Regions from separate parts of the Homo sapiens genome. Here all the other regions are linked to region 4. A link is a contact called in ENCODE Hi-C or POLR2A ChIA-PET data. All regions are on one chromosome and are shown on one strand. Each heading gives the region's core, a stretch centred on a gene start or an enhancer-like site at or near the end of the contact. The rest is flanking DNA. Distances are from core to core; before and after follow the strand shown.

What was found. A loop is a pair of places that touch in the nucleus more often than their neighbours do. ChIA-PET counts read pairs that join two places held with the same protein, here RNA polymerase II (POLR2A). Pooled maps may share reads with other maps.
Region 1: a map of B cell shows a loop between it and region 4 (5-fold over the local background). The contact joins the promoter of ROCK2 here to the promoter of TRIB2 in region 4. A Hi-C loop is called at or near these places in 2 of 168 maps with a recorded cell type or tissue (B cell and naive thymus-derived CD4-positive, alpha-beta T cell) and 9 of 50 pooled maps. POLR2A ChIA-PET finds 5 or more read pairs at or near these places in 1 of 52 experiments (naive thymus-derived CD4-positive, alpha-beta T cell).
Region 2: a loop to region 4 is called in a pooled map, with 11 times the contacts of the local background. The contact joins the promoter of SLC66A3 here to the promoter of TRIB2 in region 4. A Hi-C loop is called at or near these places in 2 of 168 maps with a recorded cell type or tissue (CD8-positive, alpha-beta T cell and naive thymus-derived CD4-positive, alpha-beta T cell) and 11 of 50 pooled maps.
Region 3: a map of B cell shows a loop between it and region 4 (14-fold over the local background). The contact joins the promoter of PDIA6 here to the promoter of TRIB2 in region 4. A Hi-C loop is called at or near these places in 4 of 168 maps with a recorded cell type or tissue (B cell, CD4-positive, alpha-beta memory T cell, CD8-positive, alpha-beta T cell and 1 more) and 10 of 50 pooled maps. POLR2A ChIA-PET finds 5 or more read pairs at or near these places in 1 of 52 experiments (Caco-2).
Region 5: a map of CD8-positive, alpha-beta T cell shows a loop between it and region 4 (7-fold over the local background). The contact joins the promoter of E2F6 here to the promoter of TRIB2 in region 4. A Hi-C loop is called at or near these places in 4 of 168 maps with a recorded cell type or tissue (B cell, CD4-positive, alpha-beta T cell, CD8-positive, alpha-beta T cell and 1 more) and 10 of 50 pooled maps.
Region 6: a map of PC-9 shows a loop between it and region 4 (3-fold over the local background). The contact joins the enhancer-like site here to the promoter of TRIB2 in region 4. A Hi-C loop is called at or near these places in 4 of 168 maps with a recorded cell type or tissue (B cell, PC-9 and naive thymus-derived CD4-positive, alpha-beta T cell), 8 of 37 single-sample maps with no recorded cell type and 19 of 50 pooled maps. POLR2A ChIA-PET finds 5 or more read pairs at or near these places in 1 of 52 experiments (activated naive CD8-positive, alpha-beta T cell).

Annotation. Positions count from the first base shown.
Region 1 is chr2:11,342,342-11,346,017 of GRCh38, reverse strand. It overlaps ROCK2 (Rho associated coiled-coil containing protein kinase 2), which reads left to right and starts at 1,382. Exons shown (of 33, transcript NM_004850.5): 1 at 1,382-2,022. The coding sequence starts at 1,882. It overlaps LOC124907733 (a long non-coding RNA gene), which reads right to left and starts at 506. Exons shown (of 2, transcript XR_007086216.1): 1 at 329-506. RefSeq lists silencers at 898-1,057, 1,128-1,197, 1,338-2,067.
Region 2 is chr2:11,153,453-11,157,065 of GRCh38, reverse strand. It overlaps SLC66A3 (solute carrier family 66 member 3), which reads right to left and starts at 1,599. Exons shown (of 7, transcript NM_152391.5): 1 at 1,377-1,599. The coding sequence starts at 1,519. It also overlaps a transcript of CIMIP5 not described here. RefSeq lists silencers at 1,183-1,422, 1,533-2,012.
Region 3 is chr2:10,811,375-10,815,142 of GRCh38, reverse strand. PDIA6 (protein disulfide isomerase family A member 6) reads left to right here and starts at 2,358. Exons shown (of 13, transcript NM_005742.4): 1 at 2,358-2,465. The coding sequence starts at 2,447. RefSeq lists a silencer at 2,056-2,805 and an enhancer at 3,296-3,355.
Region 4 is chr2:12,715,115-12,718,745 of GRCh38, reverse strand. TRIB2 (tribbles pseudokinase 2) reads right to left here and starts at 1,810. Exons shown (of 3, transcript NM_021643.4): 1 at 169-1,810. The coding sequence starts at 438. LOC124905974 (a long non-coding RNA gene) reads left to right here and starts at 1,988. Exons shown (of 2, transcript XR_007086222.1): 1 at 1,988-3,631. RefSeq lists enhancers at 1,343-1,412, 1,261-1,900 and silencers at 1,853-1,912, 2,003-2,222.
Region 5 is chr2:11,464,478-11,468,207 of GRCh38, reverse strand. E2F6 (E2F transcription factor 6) reads left to right here and starts at 2,047. Exons shown (of 7, transcript NM_198256.4): 1 at 2,047-2,436. The coding sequence starts at 2,329. RefSeq lists enhancers at 1,232-1,311, 1,739-2,295, 2,296-2,853.
Region 6 is chr2:11,686,467-11,689,842 of GRCh38, reverse strand. It overlaps a transcript of LPIN1 not described here. Among named protein-coding and RNA genes, the nearest start is that of NTSR2, 18 kb to the right of the region's middle. RefSeq lists an enhancer at 1,433-1,932. Within about 2 kb of position 1,267, at least 23 of the 41 ENCODE cell types and tissues checked have a DNase peak (open chromatin) inside an H3K27ac peak, as active enhancers do; they include PC-9, where a contact is called at or near this core.

The sequences.
Region 1 (3,676 bases), core at 133-2,632, 1.4 Mb after region 4:
TGCAACTTTTACAGGGCTGGGGCTTCACCCTATCTTCGGGTTTATCTCTGACATGCCAGGGAGACAGTTCTTAACATTCTTATTACTTAATGGATATCAGATTGTTGCTTTTCGGAGTGGTTTTTCCATTTTTTGAAATTTAATTTGTTCTTAAGTATCTTTACAGAAAAAAATCCCATTTATTTAAGAAGTACTGTATTCTCTGGTTCTTATAGCTGCTCATTTTACATAGTTTTAGTGTGTACAAACGATTTTTTTTGTTTCATTTATTTCTAATATACCTTCTCATGTACTTGCCAAAATTTCATGTTTGACACAGTCTGCATACCTGCCAGGATTCTTGCTGTTAATGTGAAGGCGCCTGTTTGGGTTACTCAATTGTTGGACAACTGGGCCCATTCCCAGGTTTTGGTCATCACGAACATTGTGAATAGCCCTGCTGTTAACATCTTTCTGCAAGTTCTCCCCCTTCTTCGCCCTTTGGATCATTTCCTTGGAAATGTACTTCCTTAAATGGGTTTACTGGGTCAAAGGGGCTCTATGAACGGTTTTATAGCTCTTGGCACATAATTTTCGGATTGCGCCCTGGGCGGATCTAAGCGATGGCACCGGCCGCCGAGAGGGCAGGAATGCGGCGGAACGGTCCCGATAACCACCCCTCTTCCGCCCCCCAAAAGGAGAAGACCCCGCGAAGGCCTGCGGCTGGAAAGCCTTTTTCCGGTGCTCTCCCGTTCTCTTGAAGTGGTTAGTGTCTAAGCCGGGCAGAAACGCTTTCAGGATCCCAGGCCCTCCTGCCCCAGGACTAGGATTCCACCCGCCTCCGCTAATTCGGAATCCCAGACACCCAGGGCCCCCTCTCAGGCTCGCCTCGAAACCCCCGGCCCTGCGGCCCCTCGCGGGCGCCGAGCTCGGTCGCTATTATTTGGGCGCGGGTGAGGCGAGGCCCGCATAGCTGCGCGCTGAGTCAGCGGGGGCCGCGGCGGGGGGCGCGGCCGGGCTCCCCCCCAGCGCACGGTGCGCTGGGCCCGGCGTCTGGGGTTCCGCCTCGGGGCCGCGGGGTAGTCCGCGGGGTCCGGCGGGAGGGGCAGGGGGCGCGCGGAAGGACCCGGCCTGGGTGCGTCTCCCCTCCCCCAGCAGGAGCTCGGCCGTGACCGCGCGCCCGGCTATTCGCCTCAGAGAACCTCGCCAGGGGGAGGAGGCGAGGGCGGGCGAGGAAGGGGCGCAGAGGAGAAAGCGGAGCGGGACAGACGCAGGAAGGGAAAGAAAGGGAGGAAGCGCGGTGCGCGGGGCGGGGCGGGGCGGAGCGCGCGCAGGGCCGGCGGGGACGCGCGCCGGCGGCTGCGGGCGGAGGGGCTTGTGGGTAGCGGCGGCGCGCGGCCGGAGACGGGCGGCCGCGCGGGAGTGTGTGCGCCGGGAGCTGGCTGAGGGACTGCAAGGCGGCCGGCGGCGACCATGGCAGCGGGCCGGCGGCGGCCGTAGTGGCCCAGGCCTGGGCTTCAGCCTCCCGGGGCCCCAGAGGGCGGGGCGGTCCGGGCCGCGGCGGTGGCGGCGCCACTTCCCTGCTCCCGCCCGAGGACTCCTGCGGGCACTCGCTGAGGACCAGCGGACCGGCGGCGCGAATCTGACTGAGGGGCGGGGACGCCGTCTGTTCCCCGCCGCTCCCGGCAGGGCCGGGCCGGGCTGGGCCGGGCTGGGCCGGGCGGGCCCCTGGGAGCAGCCCCCAGGCGGGGGACCGCCTTGGAGACCCGAAGCCGGAGCTAGAGGCAGGCGGTGGGCCCGGGTGGAGTCCCGGCCGGAGCTGGTGGTTCGGGGGCGGTGCTAGGCCCCGAGGCTGCGGGACCTGAGCGCGAGGAGCCTGAGTGCGGGTCCAGCGGTGGCGGCATGAGCCGGCCCCCGCCGACGGGGAAAATGCCCGGCGCCCCCGAGACCGCGCCGGGGGACGGGGCAGGCGCGAGCCGCCAGAGGAAGCTGGAGGCGCTGATCCGAGACCCTCGCTCCCCCATCAACGTGGAGAGCTTGCTGGTAGGTGGCCGGGGCCTGGGAGCTTGCTCGTTGCAGCTCACACCTCAGATCCCCTCTCCGCCCAGCCCTCCGTGCCCGTCCGCCCGTGGGGAGGGGGAGGTCTTGCCCCACCCCGCCCTGCTTCCGGCAGCCGGGGCCGGAGACCAAACGATTCTGTCACCGAGTTCCAAGAGTAGTGACCCGCCTTTGATTCCTCCCTCTACCTCCTGCTGGAGCCAGTGTCATCCCCGGCTGCTCCTTTCTTGCAGCACTGGGAGGAAAACACCCCTCTTCTCCTTCCGCCTGCCCACTCTGGGGAGGTGGGTGGAGGACTGGCCATGCTTCATACACCAGGTTAGCTGATTTGAAAGTGTCATGCTACGTGGGGACTTGGTGCGAGCGAGGGAGAAAGAAACCTGATGCTGTCCCTGTTGCGAGTACTCACTGGGGTACATGACAAAGAGCCGCCCTCACTCTCTCCTTTTAGTCTGAAATCTTGGAACACACAGCTAAAGTTTTGCTGTTTTCACTTGCGTTTGAGCATTCCATACTTGCTATTTAGTGCATTTTAATTGCTGTAAATTTAATTCCCTGAGATTATTGCGCCAGAGCCAAAAAATCAGTCTGAATTGTGGAGTGGAATAAATCTGTCCTCTTCATTGCGTCTCTTTCCTATAACGACCTTTGAAATCCAGATTAATAGCACCGTAAAGGCTGCTAATTGGCTCTTGGTTAAGAAAGGAGCATGTTTTACAAAATAGAAATGCACCGTAGAATGCTGGCTTATTTCTTATTTTTGTTAGGATAGATGATTGTATTTCGCAATTTGAGTAGTGTGCAGTGTAGATGCATTTATGGGAAAAGGGGGTGTGGACTTTTACCCTGGGGAGGGGAAGAAAGGTGAAAACGATACTCTGTGTATTAAATTGACTCTGGAAGACTAGAACTAGGGTGGGAGGTCCTTAGATCCGTTAGACATTCTGTGCTGGAATGCAGATGTTTAGTTCTATTCCCTCCTGGAATAAACCTTACTGTATGATGAGAAAAACTGCCTCCTCCCTTTCCAGGGACGGACGGACTGGCTTTTGGTCAGAGGCGGTTGGTTATCCTTTGAGGTTTCAGGCATCGTTTGCAGAGTGACTCAGTCCTGTTTGGTCAAAATGCAGGAACTGACTTTAGCTATATAGTGTCTTTCTGCACAGTGTACAGAAAGTAATGAATGATGTGCTATATTGTGTCACATGTGTTTGATGTTTTACTGTTTTTCGGGTTAATGTGTTGTTCCTATGTTTTAATGGGAGCAGTCTTTGAAAGTCTTTAATCGGGAGTAAGATTGCTTGCATGGATGGCATAGCTTTTCCTAGGCTAAAGCGGAGACTCTGGGCTGCACTCCCAGCATTTTCACTTTGGTATTTTGCTAGCAAAACTTTGACCTAAGGCCAGAAAGTTTAGTTAAAAATAGTACAGCAAATCTCAAGTATTCATCAGGTTCATGCTAAATCCTAGATGGAAACGTTTTGCAATTCACTTTGATATCTTAGATCTTTAATGATATTAATCATAATTATTAGAGTTATTCTGAGCTTGAATGTAAGTAGCTTATACATGTAATATGATCATGCATTTTGTTTTATTGCTTTCCAAATTATTAAAATGGAGGCTATTTTTAAAAGTG
Region 2 (3,613 bases), core at 350-2,849, 1.6 Mb after region 4:
TACAGACAGCCTGGCTTCTTTTCCTTCATGGGTCCAGCTTCAGCTTCCCCAGCTCAGGGACCTAGCAAGGGGCCGAGGCCAAATCCCACTCCTGGCTTTCATGCCCTTGTCCCCTCTCCCACCTGAACAGTCACCACAGCCACTTCCAGCCTGTGTCCTTTGCCACAACCTCATCGCTCCAGCCTCTCTGCTCCCAGCCTGGTGGTGGCACCAACCTGAAACGCATGCTGCCCACCTCCCCTGGGTGCCTCTCAACCCTGCCATCCAGCCTGGGACCCCCCCCTCCCCACCCCGCAGGGTAGAGTCACTCACAAGCCTGGAAGAGGTCACAGTCCCTCCCACTGCAAGCCTTTCCCAAAAATTTCCCCTCAAAGCCCCCTATTGGATGACTGTGCCCAGGGCCGGGCTCCATAGGGCCGGCGCGGGGTCCAAAGCCTGAGTGGGACCCCTCACCCTCCCACACCTGAGGTCTCCTCTTTCTCCCCCGCACCCCTTGGCTTCTTCCCATCCTGTATGCCGCACCCCCCACCCCGCCCACCAGGAAGGCTTGTGTGGAGGACCAGGCTTCAGACCCCACTGGGTGATGGCGGGGGGCAAAGGGGAAGGCCTGGCCTGGCCAGGGGGAAGGGGCGAGACCACTAGGTTGAGGTATGTGTTTTCCTATTGTTGGGGCTCAAAAATGATACCCCAAAAGTTTGGCGCTCTGGCATGATGAATACTTTGAATAGGAAAGCCTTAGAAGCTGCCTCAGAATCAAGGATTTAACGACCTTTCCGTCACCCCTTCCCAACTGCAGAGACTCTCCAACTTCCTTACAGATGACTAAGGAAACTTCTTTCTACAAGAAATGCAATTGTCTTAAGACCCTCTCCCAAGGAATCTCATTAAATAACCAGGAAAGATTCCCCACCAATCACCGGGAGAAGAGAAGAGATTCATACATTCTTAGTTCAACCCCTTATTTCACAGGTGAGGAAACCGAGGCCCGAGAACGAGGTTGACGGTGCGTGGTGAGTTTAGGGACAATGAATATGACAGCCTCGAGGTGCAAATGGCCTTGCTCAGGGCCAGCAGGTTTTGTCACTAGCGCACCAAGGGCTGCCTCCGCTGGGTCTGTTTTCTCATCTGTAAAATGGGCGTGCGCAATCAATTCGTGCCACGCGGGGCTTGGTGAGAAACAATGTACGCGGGTGGCGGGTGGCCGTGGGAAGAGCACCCCGAGCCCCTAGGCTCCCTAGTTCACCCTCGGCCGCCCAGCTGCGACGCCGGCGCGCGGGGATCATCCCCGCCCTACTTCGAGCCGAGGCTCTCCTGGGCTCCCAGCCGGCAGCAGCTGCGAGGGGGCAGGAGGCAGCCCCGGCCGCCCCGGGCCTTACCCTGCCAGCTCCAGAAGTAAACTCGGAAGGCTGAGGCCCCGCGCGCTGCGCGCCGCTAGCACAGCGGAGATCTGCGGCAGCTTCAGCGCGGCGCACACGCCCAGCGTGCTCCAGTTACACAGCCCCAGCAGCGCCGCCTCCATAGCGCCACGGGCGCGGGCACCTGGGCGGCCGCAGCGAGAAGGGACCGCTCAGCCTCGGCGGCGCAGCTCTGCCGAAGCCTTCCGCCTTCCCGGGATCCGCCCGGGACCACCCGGCCAGGGCCCGCCCCTCCGCGCGCCGCCAGGCCCCGGACCCGCCTCGCTCCGCCCCTCCCCTGGACGCACCCCGCCCCCGGGCCCGCCCCGCCCCTCCCGCCCGGGCCCGCCCCGCCCCGCCCCTCCCGCCCGGGCCCGCCCCGCCCCCTGGCCAGCCTCATCTCGCCTCGCCTACGGGCCCGCCCGGGCTCGCTCAGTCCTCGGACTACCCTCATCTCGCCCCGCCCCCAGATTCGCCCCCTCCCGGTCGGCCTCACCTAGCCCAATCCCGTGGCCAACCTCGCCTCGCCCCGCCCCTCCTCGCCCCGCCCCTCCCCTCCTAGCCCCGCCCCGGGCGACAGTCCCACCCTGGCCTGCGGGCTCCACCAGCAGCTGCTTCGCATTTCCGCGTTCTTGCCACCCGATAGTTTAGCCGCCGCCGGGAGCCGCCCTGGAAGTCCGGCTTTTCCACGGGTTGGGTGGACCGAGAGGCAAATGGCCCCGGGGGATGGGCCATTCTGCCGGGATTTTTCCCTCCCTGCAAGTGTTTTAGTTTCTCTCACTAAGCATTTCAGGAGTTAAAGCCTCCTGCTTAAGGGCTGAGTGCACCCTCCCGACTTACAGGTGGGGAACCAGGCTGGAGAGACTTTCTGGGACCAGAGCCCCAGGGTCGCCTCATTTGTGCCCTTTCAGAGCACGCGGCCTGTCTCCAGCCTGGGACTGAAGGCTTCCCTCCTAGCGGCGTGGGCCCTGAGGGGCCACCGGAAGCCTTGAACTTGAGCACTTCACAGTGAAACTGTTTCTTAAGGATTTCTCCTGATAAAGTAACTTGGACGTGGCCGTCTAAGCCACAAACTGAGGGAAAGGGAAGGACGCATTTTCCAACCTCTGAAAATCGCCTGTGTATTAGGGCCTGGTTATGAAGCAGGCAAAAAAGCACCAAAATGCAATGCCAGAATCCACGATCCCTGGTTTTGTGCCATAAATCTCAGCCGGGAAGTGTGAGGGACGGGAGCTGGGTCAGCTTCGGAGTTCGGAATTCTGGCCGAGGCTCTTTCTCTCCAGCCTCACCGGCCCATCACCTCCGCCTATGGAAAAAAAAAAACAGGTGCTGAGTCCTGCCTCCCAAGTCTAAATGAGAAAAGGATGTTCAGAAGGGAACCCTTAAAGGAAACGGCTTGGACCTGCCCTGGCTAGATCGATACTGATCGTTATTGACCCCGCGAAGCGGGAAGATTGCTTGAGGCCAGGAGTTCAAGACCAGCCTGAGCAACATAGGGAAACCCCCGCCTCTACTAAAAATACAAAAATTAGCCGAGCGTGGTGGCGCGTGCCTGTGGTCCCAGCTACTCGGGAGGCTGAGACAGGAGGATGGCTTGAACCCAGGAGGCGGAGGTTGCAGTGAGTCGAGATCGCGCCACTTCACTCTAGCCTGGGAGACAGAGCCAGACCCTGTCTCAAAAATAAATAAATAATATGTATATAAATTTTTTGAAGAAGAAAATAGAGAAGAGCTTTTTTTTTTTTTTGAGACGGAGTTTCACTCTTGTCGCCCAGGCTGGAGTGCAGTGGCACGATCTCTGCTCACTGCGACCTCCACCTCCGGGGTTCAAGTGATTCTCCTGCCTCTGCCTCCCAAGTAGCTGGAATTACAGGCATGTGCCACCACTCCCGGCTAATTTTTGTATTTTTAGTACAGACGGGGTTTCGAACTCCTGACCTCAGGTGATCCACCTGCCTTGGCCTCCCAAAGTGCTGGGATTACAGGCATGAGCCACCGCGCCCAGCGTAAAGAGCTTTTTAACAAGCATCAGCAGCAATGACTATAGGAACATCTAGAACCTGTTGAGTGCCTCCTGCGTGCCAGGTGTTTTACTTTCATCATGCCATGTGATAGGTCCCTTGATGCAAGGAGGTGGTCCTGGTTGGAAGTGCCTGGTTCCTGCCACATGGCAGTGGAATCCCCCTCCCTCCTCTTCCCCTTCTGCCCCAGCCTTTATT
Region 3 (3,768 bases), core at 1,109-3,608, 1.9 Mb after region 4:
TCCAGAAGCCTGTGCATTTCCAGAAGCCTGTGCATTTCCAGAAGCCTGTGCATTTCCCGAAGCCTGTGCCTGTACAGTGGGCTTCACAGGGGTGTGTGCCTCGTGCAGCTGCGCATTCAGCCCACGGTCCAGAGCAGCCAGTGACCTGGGATATTTAGCAGGGAGTTATGATCTGGCCTCTGTTTTCTCCACGAGGATCAGCCCTGAGGCCAACTGGGACAGAGACCACACAGCACACAAAGGGCACTGGCAGTGTGGGCCACCGCAGTTCGAGGGTTCTGTTCCAAGCAGGATTGCTACCCAAACACAGCAGGCCTGGAGAGGCTGCGATCAACTCACAACCCTGAGAAAACAAACTCGATCGTGAGTGCGTTGTGGAAGCTGTGATGTCTGTGGCCCATGGGGACAAAGTTAACTGTCTTAATGTAAAGACAAATGAAGGGGCCCTCTTCTGGTAAGAGAATTAAATTCCTCCATCCAGGGAGGAAAAGCATGACTTTCCAGGCTGAGAGGAAAAGGAAGGACTTCGCTGTAATCCAGTCAGCAACAGCAGCAAATTTAAGGGGGGAAATGTGTCAAATGCAGGAAAGGGGTCAGAAAAACAAACAGCATTCATTGCCCCTCAGGCGCCCTTCAGGGAAAGCAGACAGGCCTGGAGGAACAGGCTCGCAGTCCACTGCCCTTTGCTGTGAATCCCAAACAGCCCTGCGATCACCGGTTGGGCTTCCCACGCACCTTCACATTCAGGAGGAGCTGCCCGGGGTACCAAGCTGAGGATTTCTGTCCCGGGACAAGCAGCCTCCCTGGGGAAAATCAATGCTGGCATGTGGCTTCCAGGAGAGGCCCCCGTGACTTCAGAGGGCTGCTGTGCCTCTGAGTTCAGTTTGCCTGAAAAATCTTCCAAACGCAGCTCTAGTGCCACTTCCTCCAGGAAGCCCACCAGCCGGCCCCCACCACTCCTGGACCCCTGCCTAAGAATACTTATGCCTTACACACTACAATATGGAGAAATTACTAATACAAAAACAAAATGTCCGAGTCCACTCCAAACATAGGAGGGAGAATCAAGGCGGAAAGATACAGTGGTCTTAACTTGTGCTTGAAAGATTTTACTTTTAGGTCGGGCGTGGTGGCTCACAACTGTAATCCTAGCATTTTGGGAGGCCGAAGCAGGCGGATCACCTGAGGTCGGGAGTTCGAGACCAGCCTGGCCAATATGGAGAAACCCTGTCTCTGCTAAAAATACAAAAATTAGCCGGGCGTGGTGACATGCACCTGTCATCCCAGCTTCTCGGGAAGCTGAGGCAAGAGAAACCCTGTCTCTGCTAAAAATACAAAAATTAGCCGGGCGTGGTGACATGCACCTGTCATCCCAGCTTCTCGGGAAGCTGAGGCAAGAGAATCGCTTGAACCCGGGAGGCAGAGGTTGCAGTGAGCCAAGACCCCGCCTTTGCACTCCAGCCTGGGCAACAAGGGCAAAACTCCATCTCAAAAAAAAGCAAAAAAATTTTTACTTTTGCCGGGCGTGGTGGCCCATGCCTGTGATCCCAGCACTTTGGGAGGCCGAGGCAGGAGGCTCACTGCAGCCCAGGAGTTCAAGGCTGCAGTGAACTGTATCATGCCACTGCTCGCCAGCCTGCCCCACAAACATATTTTTTTTCACTTTTGCATATTTTACAAAGCACACACCCACGTGAGCGCATTGCCAGCCCCCTCGCCCCCCAGGACAAAGTGGAGACCCTGTCAGCGAGGAGGCTACCGCTTAAGTCCCTGGGGTTCTCCAGAGAAGGAGGAGAAGGCTCTGCAGAGCCATGCGCCCTGGACGGAAGAACTTTCAAAAGTAATTCAACAAAATAGAAACTTGTCGAATTACATTGCAGACAGCGCGTGCGGAGCAAATGTGTGTCCACGGAATATTCGTCGGGCACAAGAGGAATTCCCTGTCAGCTCCCAGGACCGTGGGTGCCCTGAGGCCGAGTCACGCTCCCCCGGGATAAAGAGGGTGGGGGCGCACACAGGCAAGGAGGAGGCGGGGTGGGGGGGTGCAGAATAAGGAACTAAGGTAAAAACGCCCAGTACTGGACTCCCCTCCGAGCAGCACCCCGAGAGGGCCCGGAGGAGCTGAGGCGGTGCGAGCCGAGACTGCCAGCCCCGCCCCCAGCAGGCCCCGCCTTCCGCTGCTCGCCACCGCCCCCGTGAAAAAAAACCAAACCGGTAACCTCTACCCGGCCGCCTCCCATTGGATATGTGAGTGAGCGATGTCCGCCCGGACCAATGAGCCGCAGCCACGGCTTGGCGAGCGCCTTCCGGCCCGCCCCCGCGCGGCCGCCCCTCGGACCACCGGACTGGCCTGGGGCGGGACGTGGGCGCGGGGGCGCGGCGTGCGGCACGCTGCAGGGCTGAAGCGGCGGCGGCGGTGGGGACTGCACGTAGCCCGGCGCTCGGCATGGCTCTCCTGGTGCTCGGTAGGTGCGGGCCAGCGGAGGGAGGCGGGCGAGCTGGGGTCGGCCTGAAAGGTTTCGAATCTCTAGGCCGTTCCCCGGCGGGCCGCGGCCGCAGGCGGCCGGAAGTGGGCCTGGCGGGCGGGAGGCGCGGGCCTCGGCGTCCGGAGGAGCTGCTAGGTTGCCCCGGCGGAGGTGCGGGTGCGCGGGAGACTCGGGCGCCCGTGGGGAGGGGCTTCCGCAGCCGCGGGGGGCGGGAGCCTCGTGCGCTGGAGCCGGGCGCGGGGTCCAGGGCCGGGCGGGAGAGCCGCGGAGCCCAGCCCCGGCCGGATCCCGGGGAGGGGGTCTGTATTCCCGGAGAGTCGCAGGGGAGCTTGTTCCGGGCTCTTCTCGAACTCGTGCGTGGGGACGGAGGTTGGCGGGCGTCCTGCACTGCTGCTTGTTTCTGCCACCTGCTTTATGCAGCTCCTACTTTTAAAAACTGAAATGTTAAGCCGGGCGCGGTGGCTCACACCTGTAATCCCAGCACTTTGGAAGGCCGAAGCGGGTGGATCATCTGAGGTCAGGAGTTCGAGACCAGCCTGACCAACATGGCGAAACCCCGTCTCTACTAAAAATACAAAATTAGTCGGGCGTGGTGTCGCGCGCCAGTGATCCCAGCTACTCAGAAGGCTGAGGCAGGAGAATCTCCTGAACCCCCAGGAGGCGGAGGTTGCAGTGAGCCGAGATCGCGCCACTCCAGCCTGGGCAACAAGAGTGAAACTCTGTCTCAGAAACGAAAAACTGAAATGTTAAATCTCAGTCCTGAAATAAGGACCCATAGTTCCCTTAGAAAGGGACAGTGCCTTCCAAAAGCTGGGCTTAAGACGCAGGGGCGCTTCGCATGTGATCGGACTCCTTAAAAACGAAATGGAACGCGGCGTCTTAGGAATTCTGTAAATGTCTGCTTCTTAGTGGGCGAGGCCGAGGGTCCTGTCCTTGCCGGGCTCGCCTTGGTCACAGCCTTGGCTCTGACAGTCCTTAACCTCGGCTCTGGCCTCAGACCACCTTCCCCCTATTTACTGGCTCTGTGACTTGGAGCAAGTTACTTAACCACTCTGTGCCAGTGCCTTTTCAACGGTGTTCACCATTTTAGGGACTGATAATAGTACTCCCTTAGGGTTGTCCTGAGGATTAATGAGTTAGTACATGTCTTTCTGTTTTTTGAGACACGGTCTTGCTCTGTCTCCTAGGCTGGAGTGCAGGGTTTCCATCATAGTTCACTGCAGCCTGGAACTCCTGGTCTCAAGGGATCCAGGCACATGCCACCACACCTGGCTAATTTTTA
Region 4 (3,631 bases), core at 561-3,060:
CTAAAAACTTCGCAACTTACCGAACCTGAGCAAATAAATAAATAAACCCATTTAATAAGGCCACGGTAATTATCCCGCGAATCTCCCTCTCCCAGACTCGAGGGCCTGGCGCCCTCCCGCTCCCTCGGGCCCCTTCCAAAGACAAAAAGCAACCCACTGGCCCTTTACCTTGCACACCAGCTCCTCTCCGCTGTGCAGATGCACGGCACGAAAAACGTGGTCTCCCTCCAGAGGTTCCAACAATAAGTATTTCCCGATACAAGAAACGCAATGCGACAAGTTCGGAGTCTCGGGCGGGCTCGGGGAGCCGAGGTTCGGGCTGAAACTCTGGCTGGGCTCCGCGGACCTTATAGACGACAACTCTTCGAAATCCTGGGTTTTGTTCCGCGATCTCCCATATCTCGCTATTGTGATGGGGGTAGACCTGTGTATGTTCATGAGTGTGAGGATCGCACACGACAAACAAAAAAAAACCCGCTGGAGAGATGAGTCGCTGGCGAGTGCGGCTGCAGGCGCCTCGGTGCCACTGATTTTAAAAGGGAGCGAGAGGGGAGGGGACAGAAGAGGGGCTGCGTGGAGAAAGAGTTAGAAGCCCCCAAATGGGCGCCGCCGGATACCTCGTCTGCTCCGAGCCCGGCTCCCGGGGGTCCTCGGTCGGCAGGCAACTCGGGTCTTTTTGTTACCCCAAAGCAGTCGGCGATGTGCAGAATCGCCGCACTTTTAGTTACTCTGTGTGTGTGTCCCCGGCGTGGATCTGGATGAGTACCCGGGCTGCTAAGGTGCGGAGCTGCAGCGCCAGGGCTCCCGACGCGACCCCCAGGCCGGCTTCCGAATCGCAGACGGGGCGGAGGAGCCCGCGGTAGTTTGTGCAGTCTTCGGGGAGCTCACGGCGGCGACTCAGTCCCAACGCGTTAGAAGCCAAACAAAAAGAGAAAGGAAACAAGCACGGGTCTACCGGCTGGCGACGCACGGCAGCCAGAATCCGCGCTGCACCCCCTTTTTTTGGTGGAAAGGGTGGGGGGCGTGTAAGGGGGGGGTGCGGGAGAGGGCAGTTACCTACGTTTTAACTGTAGATGGCGTCTGAGGCTTTTCCAAGATCGCGAGCTCTCCAAAAATTAAACAAACAAACAAAAAAAAGAAAAATTGCAAGGGAGCATTTAACTTGGTGCGGTCAGCGCTGCCAACAAAAGATTGCAAAAGCTGGGCACAGAGTTGCGGCGCGGGCTGGGCGCAGGTACCGCGACAAAGCCCTGGGCTCGGCCCGCCGCGCGGAGGTCAGCACAGGCTCATGCTGTCGCCGCTCGCTCGCGCCCCAGGTCTTCCTCCGAATGCAGCCAGACGTGCAGGAGAGAACGAGGACAGATCGGCGGTCTCCGATTTCGCCGGCACGAGCTTGCGGGGGTCCTGCGGGCGCTGCAAGGGGAGCTGCGTCCCTGGCCCTTCCAACGCGCGGCGTTCCTTTGCCCCTTTCCCGCTGGAGAACTGGATCTCGTCCTGGAATAATTTGCAATCACCCCGTCTCCCCCTACCCCGAGACCAAATTGCCCGGTGGGGTTTGTTTTGGAGAAAATTGACGGCTTGTCTCCTCCTTCTTTGATTTCTTGCTTGCCCCCCCCAGAGAAAAGAGGGGACCGTGTATTTAAAAATTAAAGGGGACGGCCGACGGTGCCCGAGGCCAATCCCCGCGCTCAGCACGCCCGCATCCCCCGGCGAGGCGGTATTAATAGTTACTTACGTGGCCGGGGATCTCGGAGCGAGCGGGGCCGTGAGTGCGCGTGTGCGCGCGCGCGCCTCGCTCGCGCTCGGTCTCCCCATTCAATGTCACCGACACATTTCCACGGAGCCTCCGCCCCCCCCCCGCCGCCCCCGCGACTGGCTCAGCCCAGAGCCGGCCCCGCCCCGCCCCCGCCCGGGCCCCCCTCATTGCGCCGGGCGCCCATCAATCAGCCCCGCCGCTGCCAGTCCTCGGGCGGCTCCCCGCGCCGCTGCCATTGCAGCTCCGTGCCGGGGGCGCCAGCACCGGCCTCGCAGCTCCCTCGCCCGGCCGGGGAGGTAAACAAAGTGAAATATCCTTCCGCGGCCCGGGGCCCCGGGCGCAGCACCCTGGGTGTCGGCTGCGAGCCGGCTGCGAGCCCAGCTGCGGGCGGCTGGGCCGGGGTTACCAGCAGCGACTCCCGAGCCGTTCCCCACACGCTGCTCCCGCAGCGCCCGCTCCAGCTCTTCGTAGCTCGTTCATGTTCCTGGCGCTTTTCCCCAGAAAGCCAGGCACGCTCTGAGCATTGGGCCCCCAGGCTCAGATGTGGCCCTGAATGAGGAGCTCTGTTTTGGAAGAATGCGCTTTCATCGGTATTGCTGCCTGGAGTTTCGAGAATTCGTTTCATGGTATCTCTCCGACATCCTCCTCTCCATTTAAAAGGAAATCCATTGCTTCCTTTTAGTTGGTGTCACCGCTTGCCCCCGATCCCCACATCCTGGGCTTGTATTTCTAGTGTTTTCAGCAGAAGAGGAACTGAAGGCATCTTTTGATTCAGGTCAAATTTAATCACTAATTCTTCCCTTCCCAGTGCATTGCCTGGAGGGCCTTGGAGGCCAAGCTAGACAAAACTTTGCACCCACACCTCCAGGGAGCGCTGTTGGGTCCTATCCAGGGTGCTGGGCGTCCTGAGTCCTCTTCTGTTAGCCAGGTGAAGGCTGCAGTTTCACGCCCCACTCCACCCCCCATTTCGCCACCCCCCCCGAATTATTCGTAACTTCCTTGGGAGATTCCAGTCCGCGGGCTTGGACAGGAACACCGGAAGCAAGGGGCTTGAACTCAGGCAGAGGCTTCAAACGCCAGCCTTGATCTAAGATATCCTGGTGAATGAGAAGCGATCTAGTAGAGGACAAACTTAAAAAAAAAAATCCCAAGGAACTGAGAAAGGGGAGTTGGGACGACTCCTGGAGCCCTCTGAGCTTTTGCATGCGTGTAGTATATTTTCCACTGGAGGAGGGGACTAAATTATTGTCCACTGTAGGACACTTTCAGTAAAAGAAGGGAGCTATTTATAATTATGTCCACTTGGGACAACAGTCACTCTAATGATCAGGAGTCCTGGGAATGTGGCCAGAGATGGAGAGGACATTGACTATAAAGCTTCCACCCAGCAGCACAGAGTTAAAAGGAAGGTTAAGAAGTGGACCCGTGCCTTCCAGCACCTCTCACCATCCTACTCCCCACAAACCTGCCTAGGATTCAGTCCCAGATCCCAGCAGAATAGATCTATTTCCCTAGGCGATCACCAGGACCACTGACCGAGCAGGGTCCCCTAATCCAGTCTTACCCCAGGAAGACACTTGGCCTGTGTTAGGAACAGTCTCGAAGCAACCCCTGCTGTTGAGTCAGAAAGAGAGGTGCCTAGCCTCCTCTATGCAGTGGCCAAGAGAGCTTTGTAATAATTAGGGGTTGGGACACCTGTGTGCTAGCCCTGGCTGGGTCTCTGATTTCAAATGGAAATTGGGTGAAGACCTTGTTTTTTCTCCCTAGATCCCTGTTTCTTCATCTGTAAGATGAGAAGCATAATACCCGCCCTGCTCACCTCATGTGGTTGCTTTAGAATTATATTTTCAATTCCAGGAAATCTATGAAGGCTTA
Region 5 (3,730 bases), core at 798-3,297, 1.3 Mb after region 4:
CCGACTCTCCCCAGCTCTGTGCTCATGCTCTTTCTTTAGCCTGGACCACTTGCTACTCCGTCCTGATCCACACCCCACCTTTACTTGCCCAACCCCAACTCTGGTTGTAGAGAATCTAGTCGTCCTTGAAGAATCTTCCTAAAGATCTGAATGCCAAATTAATTAATCAGTTGTGGAGTCAAAGCCTGCCTCTACCACTGCCTACTAGGACCTTGAGTAAATTTTTGTAATCCTGCTGATCTTAATTTTGCTGATCTGCAAATTGGGCAGAAAAATACCTATCTTTCAGTTTTGATATGAGATTTACATAAGCAAATGCATGTGGAATGCCAAACACATAGCAGATGCTGAATAAATGCCTTCAAATGGCCATTTCTAACGGCTCTGGGAAATTCTCCATTCTGCAACAATATGCAGTCTTCTCGAGACCTCCGCTACGTTCTCTTTTTTTCTCATCGTTTATTTAGCAAACATTAATAGAGCATGTTTTATTTGCCAGACACTTTGCTAGATGATAGAGATACAAAGATTAGAAGCCAGGCATGGGTGTCTCACGCCTATAACTCCAGCACCTTGGGAGGCTGAGGCAGGAGGATTGCTTAAGGTAAGGAGTTCAAAAAATAAAATAAAATAAAACATAAAAAAAAATTAGCCAGGCATGGTGGCATGCACCTGTACTCTCAGCTACTTGGGAGTCTTAGCTGGGAGATCACTTGAGGCCAGGAGTTTGACGCTACAGTGAATTATGACCGTGACACTGCCCTCCAGCCTGGGTGACAGAAAAAAAAAAAAAAAGATTAGAGAAGGCCTCTGACCTCACAGTCTAGTGGGGAACCAGCTTCTTCGGGGATTTTTCCCTGCCTCACCTCGCCCACCTCAGGCTGTGTAGAAACCCCCAGTCTAACCAGTTGTTTCCCTCCAACTCTGTACATACCACGGTGTGTTGCCTTTTTATTTCAAACATGTGCTGGCCTCTGTTCTAATCACAGCAACCTGTATCCATTAATCCATTTAATCCTCACAACAACCTTATCAGGTAAGTATTGTCATTATTTGCATTTTCCAAATAAGGAAACTGAGGCACAGACAGATTAAGTAACTGGCTTAATAAGGTCTTCTAGTTTATACGTAGAGGCAGCCAGGACTTGAAAACACACCTTCTGGCTCCAGCTAAATTAACATGCTCTGTTTACTTATCTGTCCCCACTGAAATTGGAGGTTGAACCCGTGGCATATTCAAACGAATAAGTATCGCCTGTGCCCACCCCAATATCTGACACTATAGGTCAACGATAACTCATTCGTCAAACAGGAAGGAGGAAGGAAGGAAGGAAGGAAGGAAGGAAGGAAGGCAGGCAGGCAGGCAGGCGGGCAGGCAGAGGTAAAACGATTCCACAATGGTGTGGTTGCTCACATTTACTAAGCATCAACACTGACCTGCCTGTAAGATGCGCTAACAGAGCTCACGAATAAATGAAGGCTGGGTGTGGTAGCTCACGCCTATAATCCCAGCACTTGAGAGGCCAAGGTGGGAGGACGGCTTGAGCCCCAGAGTTCAGGACCAGCCGGGGCAATATACTGAGACCCTGTCTCTACTAAAATTAAAATTAAAAATTAGCCAGGCACAGTGGCGCGCGCATGTAGTCCCAGCTACTTGGGAGGCTGAGGTGGAGGATCGCTTGAGCCCGGGAATTCAAGGCTGCAGTGAGCCCTGACCACGCCACTGCACTCCAGCCTGGGCGACCAAAAAAAAAATTAAAATAAAAAAAAGGAATAAATGAACATCTCTGCGGCTCAGAACTTTCAGTTATCACCTCAGAACTTTCAGTTATCACCGTCGAGAATTCCAGGCGACCGCTGGGTTTTCCCGGTTGCCTCTTTTCTCTCACCCCTGTTCCCTTCCTCTGGAATTCGGCTCCACCTCTTCCTTTTCCTTTGCCAGCCTCTCCGTGGATTCCGCGGTCCGGGTTTCCCGGGCGGCAGCCGCCGGGAGAGGATCGGTGCGTGGGAGCGCTCCGGCAGCGGCGGGCATGCGCAGAGGGGGGCGGTGTACTGCGCATGCGGGAAGATGGCGGGCCGGGCGACTTGAGATCCGCGGGTCTCCCTCCTCTTTTTCCGTCTGCGTCGGGAGCTCCCGGGCACGTGAGGCCGTGCCGCGTTTACTGGCGGGCGGGACGGCCTAGCCGGGCGGCGCCTCGGAGGAAGCCGCGGACCCCTTAGGTGCTGGGCCCTTGGAAATCGGCGCGTGGGGGGCGGTGCTCGAGCTGAGCGCGAGAGGGCGGGAGAGCTCGTGGGGTGCGAGGGGAGCAGGACGCCCGGCCGGGCAGCATGAGTCAGCAGCGGCCGGCGAGGAAGTTACCCAGTCTCCTCCTGGACCCGACGGAGGAGACGGTTCGCCGTCGGTGCCGAGACCCCATCAACGTGGAGGGCCTGCTGGTAAGCTCCGGGACGGGACGGGGACGGGCGGTGGTCTCCCAAATCCGGCCCCCTCCTCCCCGCGCCGCCGCCAACCCCGCTGGCCGTCGTCTGGGTCGTCTGCTCCCCCTGGGCCAGGCGCTGCCCATCACGTGCTGCGAACTGCGCTCTCCCGCCTTCTGCTTTCAGCATCTGCTCACAGACGTGGTATCAGTCTTCTAGGCTTTTACATCGGAACTTCAGAGCACTGTTGGAGAAAATTGCTCAACTTTGCATTAGAGAGTCCATGTTTATCTCCTTCTATGGACTCTAGCTGTATCTCTGCAACCTATCATTTGTTTTTCTGCCTCCTCTCCCATCCTTCTGCTCTACTGCAGCCGTTTAAAACCTTGTCCACGCTTTATATTTCCCACGCCACAGCTCCCATTCATCAAATTATCTCCCCACCTGTTTGACAGAGAAAATGGTTAGGAAATTTGGCTCCCTTTCCTGCAAAGGCTGATTTCTTCTCTTGTTCAGGACCAGATGCTGTATTCCCCGCGGTTATCAGGGCCCTCAACAAATGCATTTTCTTTTTCTTTTCTTTCTTTTTTTTCTTTTTTTTTTTTTTTTTTGAGATTGAGTTTTACTTTTGTTCCCCAGGCTGGAGTGCAATGGCGCAATCTCAGCTCACTGCAACCCCCACCTCCCAGGTTCAAGAGATTCTCCTGCTTCAGCCTCCCATGTAGCTGGGATCACAGGCATGCGCCACCACACCCAGCTAATTTTGTATTTTTAGTAGAGACGGGATTTCGCCGTGTTGGCCAGGCTGGTCTCGAACTCCTGACGACCTCAGGTGATCCACCGAGCCCGACCTCTCCCCGTATTTTCAATTTCTCTGCTGCTTTCTTTCTATAACTAGTAGTAATTAAACATTTTCCCAAGTCATTATGCCTGGTTCCCCTACCAAATAGTTTGTGATTATTGCCTCATTTAATTTCTCATTTCTCACAGCAGTGTTTTATAATACTAAAAGATTATTATTCTTGTTTCACGGTTGCCAAAACAGACTTGGAGATGCATGTAACGCCGGCTTGCCTGTGGCTGGATAATAAGTGTAGAAACTTGGGTTGAAGCTCCAAATGTCTAACTCCAGATGATAAATTCTTGACTACTAAAACCGCATTCTAAATCCATCCCCATCTTAAAAGATCTCTCCCTTGATTCCATATCCCCTCCCATCTACTGTCTCTCTTCCTCTTCACAGCTAAACTTTTTTTTTTTTTTTTTTTTTTTGGTGACGAAGTCTTGCTCTGTCACCCAGGCTGGAGTGCAG
Region 6 (3,376 bases), core at 18-2,517, 1.0 Mb after region 4:
ACCTCCACCTCCCGGGTTCAAGAGATTCTCCCTCCTCAGCCTCCCAAGTAGCTGGGAATACAGGCACCCGCCACAACACTCAGCTATTTTTTTGTATTTTTAGTAGAGATGGGGTTTCGCCATGTTGGCCAGGCTGATCTTGAACTCCTGACCTCAGACAATCTGCCTGCCTCGGCCCAAAGTGCTGGGATTACAGGCATGAGCCCCCATGCCCAGCCTATAGGTATGTTTTCAAAAGCTAAGGAGAACCACTAAAAGAATATAATTTTGTTCTGTGATTATGGAATTAACTGAGCAAAAACAGAAAAGAGGATAGAAAAATTATATTTTAAAATTATAAATTCAACAGAAGTCAAGAAAAGAAAGCAAGTCAGTCAGATTTTTAAAAGTCACAAAATCAGTATGTTGGATAACAAAATCAAAATCTGAAAGGACCTCGTCAGGTCTAAAACCAACAAGATGATATTGAAGACAAATATACTAAGCCTCAAAAGTCCATTGTAGAACTTCCAGATGGCAAAGCCTTAGCCATCAGCAATTCATGCGAAAAAATCAGAATACTTTGAAACGACCAGGGCAGTTCATTAATCTCTCAAAGCTCCTCCATGTGTAAACTGAGGCTAAGAATCACCTGTGTGTTTCTTACAAGGATCGGTAGGACAAAATATGGAAAATGTCTCATAGGGCCCTGGCATGGAGAGAGAGCACTCGGTAAACAAAAACAATAATCAACCTGGACATTGTTCATTTTCGAAGCACTTCGAATTATCCATAAATTTGGAATAAGTCGTGTTTGCAAAATACCATTATACAAGTCGGCTGCTCAAATTCAGTGTTCAGCATAGAAGACTTGCTGTTCCTTTTCTTTGTATCTGGTGACCTCTCACCCAGTGGGCATTTCTAATTGGGTAGAAACTAGAACTTGATCCCGTCTTGCTTCACCATTAACTGCGAAGTGCCTATCAAATGGCTATTAATAACTCAATTTCTGCCTGGGTCAAATCAGGTGAAGAAACCGACTAGCCAAGTCCCTTTCTCCTTTATTTTGAACTGTTTTGAAACTCAAATCACCTTATCCTTAGATAAAGAGAATTCACTCAAGAATTTCAACAAAACTCTCTTATTATCGGCTGAAAATGTTGTATGTATTAACTCATTTTCCATTTGTCAACACTCCCCTGTGGCGAGGGGCCCTGATTCGCGCCGGTGCGTCCTGTCCCGGGTCTCAGCGTGACAGCGCCCTCTAGAGGGTATTTCTGGGCCAGGACACCGGGACCCGAGCGACCGCAAGATGTTTCTGCGAAGGGCTGCACTTTTACGGGGTAAATGAGGAACAGGCGGGGCCTGAAAAATACAGCAGGGCGTGGAAACTGGATCCTCCCAGCCACTGCCATGCAGAGAGTCTCAGTCCTGAAGTCTGAAGACTGTTACTCCGTGCTGCTCTGAAAAGAATTCTAGCCTGCAACTCCAGAGTGGTAGCTCTGGGAGGTTACTTCCTCTAGGAGTTTCAAAGGATGTTGCAAGGAGCCCTGGGGTGACTGTGGGGAGAGGGAGGGTGGAGCTGGCAAGGAGGTGGCAGGGTTGATGTAGGAAAAAGAAAGGAAGCTTGAGAAGGGAGGGCTCCAAGCTCTCCGTCCTTTTATCTCCAGCAGTTGCTCCATTCTTATTCCATTTATAGACAGGGACCTGCAGATATTTTCAGCTATAACAAGAATTCCGCGTCGGAGAGTGAAGCATTGAGAACTATGGAGAGGCTCAACTCCCTGGGCCACCACTGACACTCAGAGTCCCTCCAGGCAGAATTAACAAAGAGGACCTCTGGGTGGACAAATTTCAACAAGGTGCCCTTTCCCCTTCAATGTCCCAGCCAGCTTCAGTCCCAGAGCCCGGAGGGCGTGATGAGTCAAGCACAGGTTGGGTTTCAGCCCCCGGTGTCCTCTCGGCCAGCACACCATGCAGACCATAAACTGCAGAGACTTAGCTGCGGCCCTGCCATGGCCTCATTTAATAAAAGTGCATGTCACAAGCCACCCACCTGATAAGGCTGGTCTCCAATGCTGCCTCCCCCGTGAGTGTTGGTGAGCTTGGCTACTTTTGAGGGCACCCCTGTGCTTGCAGCATCCACACAGGGTCTCACGCAGTCTATGGACAGCCCTATGGGGAAGGTGTCATTGCTACAAATGTATTGCAGGCCTGGTCAAAACCACTTGGTCAGGGATAGAGCCAGATTCTCTGAACTGTTCAGATTCTCTGTATTTCTCTCCTACTAAATGCAATTCTCCCCTCTACAGAGTCTCATTCTCTTCATCCTAGTAATAACAAACTCTTCCCAAGTTCAGAGACAAAGCCCCCTGTCCCTGCCTTGCTGTCCATGCTATAGGAGATATCACATCCGCCTGCCCCTCCCTGAGCCCAGCCGCAGAGCAACTTACAAGAGTCTCACAGTCGTATTTATTTCAAACTTTCAGTATTATTTTCTTATATACTTTATCAAGGCCTAGAAGGATCTCAAGAAGCATGATGAAAAACAAAACTGGGTAATAGAATTGTTTAAAAACAGATCAGGATCAGGACCAGGCCCAGTGGCTCACGCACTTTGGGATGATCACTTGAAGACGGTAGTTCAAGACCAGCCTGGACAACAGAGCAAGATCCCATTTCTACAAAAAAATTAAAACTTAGCTGGGCATGATGGTGTGTACCTGTTGTCCCAGCTACTTAAGAGGCTGAGGTGGGAGGACCACTTGAGCCCAGGAATTCGAGGCTGCAGTGAGCTGTGATCACGCTGCACTCCAGCCTCAGCAACGCACCAAGACCTCATCTCAAAAAAAAAAAAAAAAAAAAAAAAAGGATCAAAAGCTATGACATGGAGCAGGATTCAGAATGCTGGGAGGGAGTGGAGAGAATGATTCCTGAAATCTAGACCACAGATAATCCTGCCTTTGAGCACCAAACAAAACTCTGCCCCCAGCAGCTGGGGCAGAAGAGGAAAGGTGAGTGCCTGGGCTCTACTTACCCACAAAAGGACCCATATCGATTAATCACTAATGGACACACATTCCAACTGCAAACACTGTGAGGGGCGTATTCATGGGTCCTCACATAGGAGTGATGAGAGCAGAAGGTGAGCGTCAGACCCCCTCGGAACACAGCCACAGGCATCTCGTTGCTCGCTCGCATGAGAAGGAGAGTGCTCTTTCCCGCGGGTGTGTGCTCTGCCCGTGGTGCCCAGGCCATGGCTACCCACCCTGTTCCTGTCCCTTTAAACGAGGACAACCCATCCACAAAAGTCACCACACAACCTCTGTCCAGGGCCAATACACACAGGCCTCAGGTGTGCCAGACCCTCCAGCACCGTCCTTCCCCACCAGCCTCC